2 separate regions of the Homo sapiens genome follow, and region 2 is linked to region 1. Evidence: chromatin loops called from intact Hi-C (ENCODE). Cell type or tissue: Caco-2. All regions are shown on one strand. Links, peaks and the distances in the headings refer to the core of each region. The heading gives the core; the rest is flanking DNA.

What was found. Hi-C counts contacts between places; a loop is a spot of excess contacts. Peaks named below come from ENCODE experiments on the same cell type or tissue, not always from the same donor. Only the 100,000 strongest peaks of a DNase experiment are listed, where the experiment ranks them.
Region 2: a loop joins it to region 1, with 9 times the contacts of the local background. A loop is called at or near these places in 1 of 110 quality-filtered maps.

What each region holds. Positions count from the first base shown.
Region 1 is chr1:98,455,460-98,463,406 of GRCh38, reverse strand. No RefSeq gene overlaps it. Among named protein-coding and RNA genes, the nearest start is that of SNX7-DT, 200 kb to the left of the region's middle. In Caco-2, for the core only: no CTCF peak of the experiment used is centred there; a DNase peak (open chromatin) is centred at 4,696; H3K4me3 peaks cover 254 bases.
Region 2 is chr1:98,177,653-98,185,599 of GRCh38, reverse strand. All of the region lies in intron 1 of LOC124900404 (a long non-coding RNA gene), which reads right to left. Among named protein-coding and RNA genes, the nearest start is that of LINC01776, 29 kb to the left of the region's middle. In Caco-2, for the core only: no CTCF peak of the experiment used is centred there; a DNase peak (open chromatin) is centred at 4,369.

The DNA.
Region 1 (7,947 bases), core at 2,668-6,667:
TTTCTTTTCAAATCCAAAGGACTGCTGTTAAGTTGACATTTTCTTACCTGCACGTGGACAACTAAGATTGTTGAAATGTAAGAAAAAGTCTTCTAGAAACCAGAAATATTTATCCAAGCAAGTAGCTACCTTCTGAGGTAGAGTGTCCCCATCACTGGAAATGTTTTAATATCATCATTAGGATGATAGAACCAGCTGTCATTCTGTTATGAGTATGACGGTGGAATTCCTCATCCAAAAGAAGCAATCTCTTGCCATTTCCTAGTTCTTGCCTTAATACTTATCTCCAACTAACCCACGGCACATTTTACTTATTTATCTTCTTTATTTTCTTCCTTTTTTATTAACAGTAAACTTCACAAAGGCATGTTGTTCAGCAGCATATTTCCCATGTCTTAAAATGTGCCTGGCACACAGTAGATGTATGATAAATATTTTTTTAACATATGAGAGATTGGATGAGATGCTTTCTAAGATTCCCTCCAGTTTCCAAGAAACTATGAAAAAATGTAGGGGTGAGTCTCATTACTAATCAAAAGTTTACTGACTTTATAAAACTATGCAAATCTTACATAGAAAATTCATCTCTACTTTGACTATCTTTGCTGTATTTATTTTATCCTTATGAGTATTTGGGAAGCAACAGTGCCCATTTACTCCCATTCACAGAATTAAGGTATAAAGAAAAATATGAATTGCTAAAACTAAGAAAATAAAACAACATACCATGTTTATTTTGTTTCTTTCTTAATTATTTGGGTTTTACATAAAAAAAGAGATCCATTCATTTATTCAACAAACATTTATGTATGCCTTACTTAATGTCAGGCACTTGATAAACACTGGGGGGAAATGTATCCTAGAAGAACTCACAGTCAGGAATAGGGGATACAGACATCACATCTTCATGTTATTTCCTCTAAGCTTGAGAATGGAAATGATGTATGCATGTGGATGTAGTAACATTAGGAAGTTCTGCCCTTTCAAAGCCTTGCTAGCATGTCTGTAGACCAATAAAGTAAGCAGTGGCTGAAAATGTCTATGCAGACTTTAACTTCAAGTCTACAATGTGCCAGACATTGCAAGGATTCAAGAATATCCTCGAACTCTGGGAAGGGAGATAGACTTATAAACAGATCATTGTAACGTGATATGTGTCACTCATACGCAAGTTGTGGAAGTACAGTGGAACCAGAGATTCACTCTGATTCAGAAATGGAGGTACGGGAAAGTGTCCCAGTTAGAGTCCTGACAAAAAACACATGGCACACTCAAATTAGGCAACAGAGGAAAGGCTTTTACAGTGACCATTTACAAAGGTGTGGGCAAGTGTAGGGAAACAAGATTGTGCAATACGTTGGAAATTATACTCCAGGCTTCAAGGAGTGAAGGGGAAGAGCAGGGGAGACAGTAATTCCTGGATCCTGGAACAGAAAGAGCTGGATGGAGAAAACTGTTTAACAGGAGCTATGATCTTCAGTACACAGACGATGGATGGCAACCCCAGGGATGCCGCTAAAGAGATAAAACCCTGCCTCACTCTCCCCTTGTCTTCTGATTTTCTGCCAGTGTTCTCACTGGCCAAAGCCAGGCAGAAGGCAAAGGAAAAGGGATCCCATCGATGAAGTCAATATGGGTCAGCTTCCTAGGCCACAGAGCAGAGTAGGGAAGAATGCAGAGTCAAATATGGTGCAGCAAACAAAAGATAGACAATGCAGAAGGCTTTGGTGCCAGGAGACACTTGAGCTGGGGCTTGAAGGCTGTGTGGGAATGCATTAGCTAGTTTAACTGGGTCACACCAGAAAGAGAAGGCACATTTTGAAGAATGCTTGACAGGGTGATTTCTACGCAGAACAGAAAATGTAGACTTTGTCTATATGTCTAGGAGATTTTCTGAGCATGCTTGCTACTGCCATGAGCTGATAGCAAAGCTACTTATTTGAAAGGGGTCTCAGAATCTGAGAACTGACCAAAACCTCTAGTAAATACCCACCAAAGCATTCCTGCAATCTTTAGATGTTAAGAGAGGATTTGAAGGCCTTCAGTCCAATCCAAGCTGAGACTGTTAGTTGAATATAGTGTTATTTTTTGTGATAGAATATAATATGAAATCAAAAGTATCTACCTCCTAGACAAAATATTAATACATACTATGAATTAAAACTCCTTTTTCAGTCAATGCAAGATGAGGCTAGATAGTTAAAAAAAAGCTTCAATCTCAAATTATTTCAAGAGTATAATGGGCTCCACTTCTCTTGATGAGAAATTATTCTTTGTTATACAATTAGCTTCAGATCTTTTAGTTCTTCTGATTCTTGTGTATGTGACATTACTGAAGAGCTGATTTATAACTATTGTACCCTAGCCCATTTTGGACAATAGCATGACCTGATGCAGTGGTTTTCAAATTGTAAAAAAAAAAAAAAAAAAAATCTTATTCAGAATTTCAATATATAAAGGAGGTAAAAGTAAAGAATGGGTACCTTGATAGTTTAAATATTCACTGTTCAGTGAAAAATATTTTGTTACTTGCTCCAAACCCTGAAGCACCATTGTGAACACTTGAACTTCCTCAGGCAACAGTTTGAAAATCATTGACCTCAAGAATAGGAAATTAAGTACATGAGAGGACACCAGAGTTTAAGTCTCAGTTTTAAATTAAATCCCTCCTCTGTGGTCCCATGAAAAGCAAGGAAACTTCTTGAGGGCCACAGAAATGCTGGTATTGATTTCCCTGGGGAATGATTGACAGACTGGCTCTGGGCAAGTCACTAAACCTCTTCCTGCTTTAGGGTCCTTCTCTGTAAAATGGGGTTGCTAATAGTTACCATGCCTCTCCTTTACCACGGAGATGTGAGAAAATTAATGAATGGTTGTTCCCAAGGATTTAAAAGACCTTTTGAAGAAAGCCTGTAGATAAGACAAAAAAGAATATATTTTATTTGATCCTAACCAGTAAATGCTCTGAGAGAGTACAGAAACAAATATCTAAAACTCTAAGTGGATGGTGTCAGTTCTAATTTACTTCTTTGCTTGGGCTGAGGTTGTACTATTAGAGCCAACCAAGGACACATACCACTGCTCTCCCGTGTCTGGGTGTGCTGAAAGAAGCTGCAGGGAGAACAGTGAGTTAGGAGATAAGTCTAGGAATCTGGGGACTAGTGAGATGAGGGCAAGTGAGGTTGGGGATGCAGAAGAAAAAAAGCACCAGAGGAGCTCTCTGAGCACTGCTGGGGAACAGAGTTATTGATGTGTGTGTCAAGAAGGAGCTGGCTACAATACACAGAGGCACTGCGAAAAACAACAGCAGTTCCTCAAAGTGTGCTGTGTGGGGAGGAAGGCATCCTTGGTTCCATTTTACAGGTGTTGAAACCGGCCAGGGAGTTGTTCTAACCCATTTGCTACATATCCCTACAGTTTGGCTATCTTTCCTAGCTAGACCGGCCTTGATCATTATGACAGACAAGATTATTTTCAGATGAGAAGGACAGCACTCCTGTGGCAAATCTCCTTTGTGCACCTCCTTTTCTTCCCACCCCTCACTCAAGGTCCGGATTTCTTTACTTGCAGCCTGAAATCTTTATACAGCATTCTAAGCTCAGGAATCTCTACCCCCAATATCTTCCTTTCTCCAGCTTTAAACTGGTGCTAGGAAATCATCTTAAGCACCATCTAACCTCAACTGCCTATGCTCAGAAGCATTACATAATGCTCTGTGCTGACATTGTATACGCCAAGCTCTTTGTGTGGTTTTCAGGCTCCTTCATTATCTGAACCCACCTCACACATGCAGCCCTTCATCTTGCTACATTGTCCTGACTCTGAACACATCATATTTTTCATTGTTCTCAGAACTCAATCTATTCTACATTCTTCTATTTCTATGCCCCCCCTACTGACCAATGTAAATTGCCTTCCCATTTTGGATAAATAGGAAACCATTGATATAACTCTATCCATCCTTCAAATCTTATTTCACATGACACTCTATAAATTCTTCTCTGACCTCCCTGCATTTTCCCCCTTCCTCTTTAACCTACCCCACTATTCTGCTTCCATAGCAACCTGTCACTGTATTTATTTTCACTTGGAGCATTTGTACTGGGCTTGGTGGTTCAAAGTCCTTGGTTCACAATTTGTTCTCATTTATTAGTTGTGACTTAGAAAAAGTAAATTAAGTTCTTTGAGCCTCAATTTCTTGACAGTAAATGGGAATAAAATATGTTTAAATGAGATTAAATGTATGAAAGTCTTTAGCATTGTGCATGGCATAAATGAGTTACTTGACAAGCATGAGTATGTGAATGAATGAATGAAGAAAAAATAAATTGATGGATTTTGTGATGATACAGCATATTAACTGTTGTCTGGGAAGAGTAAAATCACTCATTCTTGCTTTTCAGCTATAGAATGAGAAAACATTCCATTAAGGTATCTCTTAGAAGATCAGCGTCAGTTAGCAAGTTGAATGACAGGCCTGTGAAACTTGCTAATTGCACGTAGGAGGAACCACATAGCCTGAGTGTGTGTGCTGGCTTTCTCCTGAGCTGTTGCAACTTTCTATATCTGCATGAAGTCTTTCAGATTTGTTTACCTGGTTTGTATCCAGTTTCCAGCATTATACCTGCTTCATTGTTGTCATTCTTTAAATTCTCTTTCACCAGACAAAGAGAAAAGTTTGGCTTTGAAGTTGCAGGGAGCCGCGTTGTCAGTTACCGCGGGAACCCATGGAAGTACACGTGAAAGCAGGCATTAGAGACGGTGGAGATCAGAGGGCATTTCAAAAGCTGCAGGAGCTATTCAGATTCTCTTATTTAAAGGGGCTCTGATGCCAGAAGATGGTGTGTTGGACTCTTCTATGCCAGCAGTTTGAAATGTATTTGTGGTTTAAGCATAGAGAGTCCTGATTTAAAATTCCCATTTTCAGGGGGAAAATGTTTTCTGTTCTAGGACTCTTATATAGCAATTCTTTCTGAGGAGCCATATGCCATGCTGTTCTACCATGTCTGCCATTCCTGGGGAGAATTCAGGAGCAGGAGATGAAAGGAAACTGAGAAGATGGTTGCTCCCCTTATTTTTCTTGCCCCTAGGATAAAGTGATTGGCTCAGTTTTGAACTCTGACACCAAAGTATGTTAAAGGTCTAACAGACATTAAGCAAATGTTTGCAGATTGATCTGTTAATTTAAAGAATTGCTTGTCTACCCTGTGAGGCAAGAATACTCTTTTTTCAATTAGCACATTTTAAGAAAGAAACGAGGTTAGGTGTGGTCAACTCTGCACTTGGAGTTTCTCTGACAATTGAGTTTGAAAACTGAGAAGGAAAGAAGAGGATAGGAAATTCTCACCATTTATGTTCCCCTCTGTGCAAAGCGATAAAGTTGAAGATGAGCAGACTTATTGAACTAAAACGTTAAGTTGCATGCGCAGGAAAATTGAAGAAAGCAAAATGCACAGTATCCTCTCCCTAAAAGCCTTTTATGGGTAGGGGAAAAATATGTCCCTGTTGGTCAATTTCCCTTCTCTGATAGAAGCAGAATTTTTTCTTGCTGCTGCCCATGTGACTCTTTGGTATTGTTATTTCAACTTCTGTAGTACATTGCTAGATGACGGTGATTACTTGGTTTTTAAAAAATGTGAACATTGAATAAATTTCATTACTTTTGCATAGAATACATTGAGAAAATAATTCCATAGATCTCCTAAACTTGAATCAAGTTTCTCAGTTGGAGAAACAACAGCAACAGCAAACAACAACATTTTTTTCCCTTTATTTGCATCACTGCGCTGTATTCCATTTTAGGAATCAGAAGGGACATGTTTTGCAGAACAGAAATCAAAACACACTGGGTTGAAGGGAAACAATGGTAGTGGTTCAGCTCCAACTTCTTATGTAAAAGTTTACCATATGATAATGTAGTTGTACTGCATATTCAATTTTGATATGTAACCTTTGAAATAAATTGGAATACTCTTTCCTGCTACTCTTGGCACACGCCGGGTGATCATAAACAATAATCTCATAAAGGTCACCTGCTCGATAAGTTCTGCTCTCAGCAAGAAGTAAAAAGGACTACTCAGAGATATTTTCTTTTTTCTCTGAGACTCTTAATTTATTCTTCTTTCCCTCTTTGAAGATCCAAACAACAAAAATTTTCTTATACCAAGTAGACTCACAGAATTTCTGGAGTGTTTATTGTTTTTCTCTTTTTCTGACACTTTACACTTTTTTAAAAAACTTAAATTGGCTGATGGAAAGTAGGCAAAGCAGTTTGGCGTCGTGGTGGGGAAGAGAGTTAAGTTATTCAGCCAAAAACTAATTGGCTATTTTAAAGCAAATGATGATTTTATTTCAACTTCTCTCTACCCAAATTAATTTATGTGAATAGACATGGCTAAAATAAGTAGGCATGTATACGTGTGATGTTTTCTTTTTCAGAATTTGTTCATTTAACAAAATGTATTTCAGGAACTTTATAACAAATCCCAAATGAGCTTAATATTGCTTTACCAAAGTAACTTCAGCTCCATCTACAAAAGCTAAAAAACATATTGTGTTAAAATTGAGCACCAGTTATGTCAGTTGTGTCTTTACCTTTATTCACAAGCAAAATAAGCCCATTCGATATTTTTCTACTTGTAGATAACTTGCTTTAATATATGCCAATCACATCTGCTGCCAAATAATACAGGTTACTATTCTCCTATGAGGTAATGACATAAGAAAGGGCTCCCTTGCCACAAACATATGTAAAGATGTTTATATAAGTCATATCCATGATATTTGGTTAGCTTTAATTCAATCTGGAAGTTGTATAGAAAGGACAGTTAAGAAAAAAATGTCACACAAAACCCTCTGTGGGAAGAATTCATCTGCACCTCCAATTTATTTCAAACCTCTTTAAAAATTTTAATCAAATAACCAAAATAGGACATTTTCAGGATGAAATGAGTAAAATAAACGTTTTCGTTATTTTTTATTCTCCTCCACCTTGTTATAAGAGGAAGATTTTAAGCAGTTCAAAAACCTTAATAGTAATTTCAACTTATTGTATGCCAGGTTCTATTTTATTTTTTAAATCTTTACATAAAAACTGTCTATTTTATTTTTTAAATCTTTACATATAAAGTGTCTGTCTTAGATGTCATAGAGTAATTAAGCAATCTTAAGAGATTCTTAAGATTCTTAAGAGAATCTTGTTCTCTCTCTTTCTCTCATAATGTGGATTAAATATACGTTTTCAGAGGATGAATTGAGTCAGTCTCTAGTTAGAGTTATGATGAGAAGAATTACAGAATTGGTGTCATGTGGATGGGGCCTTGAGTAGGAGTAGATGTGAAGGGACACGGGTGCAGGAATGCCATCCAGGCATGGATGTCTTGGGAGAGGTAGTGAGGAGCAGCATCTTTGTACCTTATATCAAATCTTGCATCATTATATCTTCCAAAACTTATTATAACTGTTACTGTCAAAGTGGACTTTTAAAAAGCTATAGAATCTTCAGAGATGTTCTTCAAGATCTCACATTCTCTTACAATTTAAAAGTGGGACTTTATTATTGAGAAAACACCAACATTATCTGGAGCACGCAGTCCTTGGAATTTAACAAAAAAAAAGTAATAGATTTGGATAAATCTTACAAATGTTGTTAAAATGTAGATTTTGCTGTCTACTGAATCTTTTTGTCAGTCACTGAAATTATAGAATACAAATCTAACAGAAGCCCAATTGGAGCTGACTTTGGGAAGAAGGTGAACAGTTGTGGGCTCTGGAAAAGGACAGGCTGCTGTGATTGTGGCTGTTTCCCACAGAGCTTCCTTGTTCGTTGATGAATAAAAGTTGGAGAATTAATACATAATCAAAATTTGTAGTGTATTTTTATGAACTAAAGGGTGCATTTATCTCTTTCTCTGGATAATTTTTAGGTTGACACTGAAGTAGGCACAA
Region 2 (7,947 bases), core at 2,267-6,266, 280 kb after region 1:
GGCAAGAACACTCCATTAGTGCTCATCAACTGGAGCTATTTGTCTACCTTAAAATATACTTAGTAAAATACAGAAGAGTAAATGTAGAATAATGTGTAATTATTTCCTTGCAATTGCTAATTATCAGAATAAAGACTTAGTACTTCTCGCTTTTTTAAAAACTAAAGCACTTAATATTGTCCAGTCAGATAAAAAAAAACTTTTTAGGGAAACTACCAAGATGAGAAAGCTTGAGCTTGAGTATATTCCCATTCTATATTCCTCACTTCTGAAGGTAAAATGTTAAACTGTCAGACTTACTTGGCACCATATTTAGTAGAGTTCCATATGAAAATAAATCCTAAATGAAACCCTAAATCATTGTACAGATAGAATTTTGCCACTAACTAGCAATATACTCCTAATGACTAGTTTTATCATTCTCTCCCACTCTAGAATTTTCATGATGATATAATATTATGGAAAAAAAAAACTAGCCTGTCGTCCCACCTCCTATTCACAGGAGCTTAGAAGAAATAAGCAGGAAGTAAGAAAATATGTTGTCACTTTCTATTCCGCAATTTTGGGGATTGTGAGAAATACAAATTTTGACAATAGATGTATGGGAATATAGCAAATGCTCTGTAATCAAAAAGTAGCATTGCTAACTTTTCACTCTAATCTGGAGAGCAAAAAGATAGCCTAACTACAGGTATAAAGAATTTGGATGCTTTCATAGGATGACTTAAGGACCATGCTCAATTACATTTTCTCCAAAGGGTATCATTCATAACTGGCATTCCTAGCTCCATTTTCACCACCCCACAAAGGAAGTCTACAAAAAATAAAAAATCCTATTTGAAAAGCAAGATCATAAATTTCTCCTCCAAAACATAAGCAATTTCATCTAGGTACAAGATAGCTACAACTATTTTTTCAAACCTGAATATTAATGTGTTGTGAAAAAAGCATGAACTCCATAAGCAGAAAGATCATCAACAGGGGGACTAAAAAGCCCTCAAAAGCCTCTCCAAAGAGCCATTAGAAATTGTCAAGGAATCAGAAAATTCCGTAGTAAATGACCCAAATGACTTTGAGAGATGAAAAATAAGGAAGCTGAAATAGCAAAATAATAACAGTACTTGCTACTTACATAATAGCTTTCTTGAGAGAATTCTGAAACACTTTCCAAACATTAATCCAATAATTTTTTGTCATTAGTCTACACAGCACAAGGGAGCCTTTTATATTATTTCTCACTGAGCACTTGGGGGAAACTAAGGCTTAGAAAGACAAAGATAGTGTGACTTTAATAGATTTGCTCCTGATGTTGGAAAGTCAGTTCTAGAAGAGAATTCTCAGAGAAAATACAATGCAACTTCATTTTACATTCTAGTATTACTAGACAGCATTGATTCAGAATTAACTTGATAAGTTAATAAAGAGAACTGATATAAAAGTTTTGTCAATAGTTATCTAAAACTCAAGGAATTCATTAACTTCAAAACAAGCATACCTAAAATGAAAAGCTGGAGAGAATGTATACTCCACATTTGAAAGATATTTTGGAAAAAAAAATTTAATGGAAAGATAATTACATGCATACATTTTTTGTTAAAGTATTATATTCCATTATGTTCTAAAGCAGCACTTAAGGCAGTAGCTTAAGAAAACAGTTAATATCATACAATTCTAAATGAAAAGTAACCAATAATGAAGAACAAGCCAGGTAACTAAGACCAAATTTCAGGAAAGAATCACAGCCTTCTCGTAATGAATTCACAGCTTCTTTGATATAAACTCACAGTTTAATACAAACAGCAAATCATCTGAGACTCACAAACTGCTGCTGATGGAAGTAAACCAGGTAAGGAATTCTGCAGGGGAGAACAATATAAACCAGCAGCAACAGGAGGAAAATTCAGTTTGCAGTAGAAATTGTAGCAATACCAAAAAGCATCATACAACAGACAGAACAATCGCACAGAAAGGGGAAAAAAAGCATGCCTCTTCCTATTTGTAAAGAAAGGCAACTGGGTGAAAGAAAACCCTATGTGCTTTTAAATCTCATTTCTAGAAAATAAATTCCCTTATTCCTAAGAGAAAACATTATTTTTATGTGTGATATGTGAGATTAATAAATGCTATGAACTACATGGTGAAAAAGGTGACTAACTTTTGAGGTGACATTGGGTGAGTGTGTGTGTGTGTGCACACACACACGCGAGACAGAGAGAGAGTGTGTTTATGGTAGTTCCCACTTAGCCATGGGGGATACTTTCCAAGTCCCTCAGTGGATGCTTGAAACCTCGAATGGTACCGAACTCTATACATACTATATATTTTCCTATATATACATACGATAAAGTTTAATTTATAAATTATGCACAGAAGAGATTAAAAACAAAAACATAATAAAATGGAATAATTATACCAATAACAATATACTGTAATGAAAGTTGTGTGCTTGTAGTCCCTCTCTCTCTCTCTCTCATAATATACTGCGCTCACCTATTTTCAGGATGCAGCTGACTGCAATCAACTGAGACTGTGGAATGGTGGATTAGGAAGGACTACAGTATACTGAAGGGTGAGGGTGAGGACAAGAGAAGGGAAGGTGGTGGAGATGATTATTCAACAGTCAAGACTCTGCTAGTACACAAGACACCAGAAATCCGGAAGACCTCTCCCTGCCCCGCCAAAACAGGAGAAAAAATAAATTTCTGAAAGATTTTGATATATTTTAAATGAGGAAAGAAGTAATCATTTTGAGTACATTCTAAGAATTGTTAGGCCTCATTATGTTGATTTGTAGTTTGGTATTGTTTTTATTTCAAATCTGACATTGAAGATGCACCATAACCTTTATAAGGCTTGGGACCTCTGAAGATCGCTATCTCAGTACTGAAGCCTAGTCAGAAAACAAGATCTTCCCTTAGGAGGGAAAAGCATCCCGGAGCACTGGAGATGACATTCTGATTATGATAGCTCCAATTCATAAACCCTGTGCATGTAGTCATGTCTGACACATCTTAGAATCCAGCTTAATGACAGGCTTAGGGTTCTTATTCCACTGAGTTCAGGATTTTTTAAATTATTTTTTTAGAATTGTTTGCAGAAATTGGGCCTGAAAGCCATGATTTTCTCCTTTCTAATTTTGCAGAATCCATGCTTTTTTTTTTTTTTTGTAGGGAAACACAGGCCCTGAAGTCAGACTTCCCAGCTCAACCACATACTAATGCGTATCATACTGGACTGATGAGTAAATTAAATGGGATTAAAAGAGATAATATATATTGTAGCCTTAAAATTGTACCTAAACCATAATAAGGATTCAGTAGTATTAAGTATGAATTGATCAGGGTCTAGGCAACAAACCTTTTGTCTAATCCTGACATCAGCGATTGGAAAACATGATTCTTTTGGATTGGAAACAGAGCCCTAGCAAAAATTATTCTTTCATGGTTTTAGAAAATGGCTTCCACTTTTCAGACTAGAGAAACAAGCACTGAACACTCATGGTGCCTTTCCAGATCTTTTAAGGTCCCTTTTACAAGTTCTGTGTGGCCCTCCCCCAACATCTGCCTGCTTTGCCTCTGAAGACTGGCCTTTGGTATGGAGGAAAATGGGAAGTGCCCAGAGGTTAACACTACTGCTTCTGGGCCCTTCTCTTCCCAAGGATCTCCTAAAGGAACAATTGGCGTAAGAGCACAAACAACCTGCCCCTTTGCTGAGTAGGGAACAAATTCTCAAATTCTGAGGTATGGCTTATACTCTAAGTTGGACTAAAAAAAACCACCAAAGCTGGGCTGGGTTTTTCCCCTTCTCTATTCTGCTGCCTATTCCCTTCATGGTGTCTCTGGAGAACACGTCCTCAATAAAATCATCTGCACCCCAATCCTTGGTTCAAGATCTGCTCCCAGAAAAGCCTGATCTAGGATGGCCTTAATTTGAATTTATTCTGAGAGAAAAAGTGAAAGGAGGTAATAGAACAGAGAAGAGAATATATATTGCAACTTAGCTAAGCAAAGATTGCACAGTCATAAGTTAATCTGATTCTTAACAGTCAGTTTCTCTTTCCTTCTAAAACTTCTTCCATCAGCAGACAGGTAGTGAGGGGCAGAGGCTAAGTGAGTTAGGATTCAATCTAATGGCAAGAAAGATATATCTTTCTAATCCCCTTTTCCCTTCCAGAATGCTGTATAGGGCTGATTCAACTCTCCCCTGGGGAATACAGTGTTAAGGTGAAAAGCACACAGAGGCTGAAATTAAATATAAAGTTCTGTCCTAAAGACAGGGCTGAGGGTCAGTTCAGATAAACATGACCAAATAAGGTGTTTAATGGCAGGACCTGAGATAAGAACTAGAAGTCAAAGATCAGAGCAAAGGTGAGTCACACAGCCAAGGATCATGAAAGGAAGTAATAATAATTAATTTGGTTGGTATGAGTACCTGAGGCCCTTCTCAGAGTGGCACAGAGCAAGGTTTCCACCATACTCACAAGCCAAACATTCTAGCAAACTCTGTTGTATTCATGAGGTAGAATGTAAGTGGTTGTACCTCAACTTTTATCCTTAACTGCCTATGAAAGGGGTAGAGGGTAGATTTAGGGGAAGATAGGGCTGATCATAGATTATCTTCAACAGGTGAACTATGCATGGCCTGAGAAAAGAGCATGCCATCAATATCTCTCTCTCCCTCAGATGTCCTGAAGCAGGAATATTCTTCTTACCAATTCCTAGTGTAGTGGAGGTGATCTCAAAAGACCCTACTTAACTAGTCATTTGTCTACAGTTGGTGAAGCTTAGGGTGTTTGGGGGACTGGGAGGTCAGAGAAGTAGCAAGGTTGTGGGTAGCAAGGTTCAAACTTTTTTGAAAGGAAAAATGGGTGAGCCACTGAATCATAATCCAGTCACACACTCACACACACACACACACACACACACACACACAAACTATAACCAAAACAAATGTTTCACAAAACTAATACTGTCCATTATTTTGTATATACATGCTGGTATTTTATATTTTATTCTATTTTGTATATATAATAAACAAATTTTACCCAGAGGATAAATTCCATCTGGGTGTCATTGGTCTTGGGATGGGATTGGTTGTTGACAGACACCCACAATAAAGTGTATGGGGCAGTATTTTCCAAAACTAAGTTATAAACTTAAATCAAAGTCCGAGACAAGATTGTGTCTGAGATTATACTTACAGCAGGTTTTGGGGACACTAAAATACACCTTTTTTTGATGTGGCATATCTATATGATAAAAAAAGCTTCTCTTTATTGTGTTAGCCACTCTCTAGCCTTTCTTGAGCCCCTTATCCCAAAATAATCATTCTATTTCATCATATCCCTCACTGGCCTGAATTACCTTAGGTCTTCCTTAATATATTCAGCTATTACAGGATAGTAGGAGGCGGACATACAAGGTATGTGTATATTGTAACAGATAAGAATGAGATAAAGATAAAAGAACAAAGTGTCAGCTCAGGTATGGGAAGAAAAACATTAAGCAAAAGAAACATTTTTTGAATAACAGTCTTTTCTCTACCAGAAATTCTCGTTAGAATTTTAGTGTACTTTGAAAGGTATCTCATGTGATAAAAAATAATTTATAGTAAGGAATTACTAGAACCCCTAACAAAAAATCAAGTAATCACTTGATTCTCACTGTCTAGGAACCAATTTGAAAATCTCATATCAAACTTCTCTCTTGATGACAGCCAAATCAATTAATGCACTTTTATCATTAATGACAGGACATAACATGTTTTTGAAATTATCTTTTGGGCCTTTATTCTCCATAAAATGACATACTACAGCAAGCCACCCTTATGGCCTTTTGCAACAATTATTTAAAATCAAAGAGCCATTAATTCATATATCTGTGCCTCTGTAATAGTACTGTTTAAAAAGGTGGGGAGTGAGAGAAAATCTGTCAGTAAAATCATTGGACCTTTCAAGACTGATACGATTTATATAGAATCATTGCAATTCTATTTAGAGTGCTGTGATCTTAGTGGCTAGGTATGAGGGGGCTGAATTATTCATGTTTTCCTGGTCAATATATATTCATACACACAGGCACACACACATACACACTAAGCAGTTCTTCATTTTTAGGCTGCTTGCATGGATTTCTGAATTTGGTTCCTTGTGGAGTGATTCAGAGTCCATCAGTAACAAGCCGTGTTCTCCGCACATGGATACCAACAGAGGCTTAAAAATAGGAGCCATGTGCAACAGAGCTTCTTGTGCCAACCAACAGATTCTATCTGCATCTGCTACATATGGATTGACAGGAGAGGGGCCAAGTATACGTTGGTGTGAAGCAGCTTGCTGCTTCTGTTTTGAGAAAAGCTCATCATTGTACAAGTCCTGAACAAATTAGCCTTCCAATCACAATGCAAGTATATTGAAATAGGGTGAAAAACCTAGATGGTACCAAGCCATTCTTGCCAAATTAGTAGAGGATTAAAGAAGGGGAAAATCATTTGAAGACTGATAATTAGTAAGATAGAAAAGACGTGAGGGTATGTTCAGCTATGTGACTGAAGCTTACATTAAAAAAAACAAAACAAACAAAACAACAACAACAACAAAAAACTTGTTGCCACCAAATGGAAAGTAGCTGGAGTCAAATGGGTACAACATAATACAGAGCTTTGAGCTGTTTTTTGGTTAGAAACAAAAGAATTAGAGTCAAGGTTGTAAGGGAAGGTTAGGTAAATTTCTGGATCTGGAAGTCATTTTCCAAATTCATTGGGCTAACAATAGGCAATCTAAGGGGAAAATGAGATTGAGTGCATATTAAGACTTATTATTATGAAACAATAGTATGAAAGTGCTCTGTAAAATATAAAACAGTGCACAGATTTACTTCTGGTTATTTTACTATGTGAACATTCTAATCCTTTTATAACTATATTACCTTATGTGAAATAGATAACTTAGTCATTTTCCAAGTGCACAACATAATTAAATAAATGAATAAGTCAAAGAGGGTGTGTGAACAAGGCCCACATTTTCATACATTTTTTTATCTCCTGAACAAATGGCAAAATTTAGTCTTTGTGAAAATTAAAAGGGGATAATAGTGGATAGGGTCCGTATCCCATCTAATTTATTTATTTTACTATTACTATTACATGTAAATTTTCACTTCATATCCCTTACACCTGTATTTCTATCAGAGGAGAATACATATCCTTAAGGACACAGGCATTGGAATATAACTACTTGCACAGCTAGCTCACTCTCTCAATCATGAACAACAACCACATAAAAATTATTAAGCACCTACAATATACCACACATTGTGGTGGGCAGCAGGCACACAATGCTGCCTGTCTTGTTAGAGCTTATAGGCTGGAAGGGAAAGCAAAACAAGAAAACAGAGTAATTGTCACAGGGCAGGGAGCTGAGACAGAAGAAACACAGGATGCTTTGGGAGTACATGGGAGGGACATCAGCTTAGACTGTGGTGGTCAGAAAAGGCTTCTTTGAGGAAGGTGACTGGATTTACAAGTCCACATTAACCTATCCTGGAAAGAACAAGGGAATAGGTGAAAATAAATCATCATCTGAAAGAAATAAGAAGGACAACCCCAGCGTGGAATTCGCAGGCATGTTTGTAGTATGAGCAGGACTTTAGAACATTTGGTTTTGTGGCTTGAGGTGGAATTCATAAGGCATCTCACATTTTTTTTTAAACAAGGTCAAAGGGATCCATGAGGAAACCATGAAAGAATATGGGGATCATGAGTCTTGTGTATGTCCTTCTATGGATACCAGATCCAAAGGGGCCTGTGGGTTTTCTGCACCAAAGACCATCTAATGGCTTATAGCCTGAAATAATACTTGCATTAATGCTCAACATACTCTGTCACTCTCTTCTTCAAGATGGAGCATTGTGTAAAATATCAGTACTCATAATGAATAGCTAAGACATACTG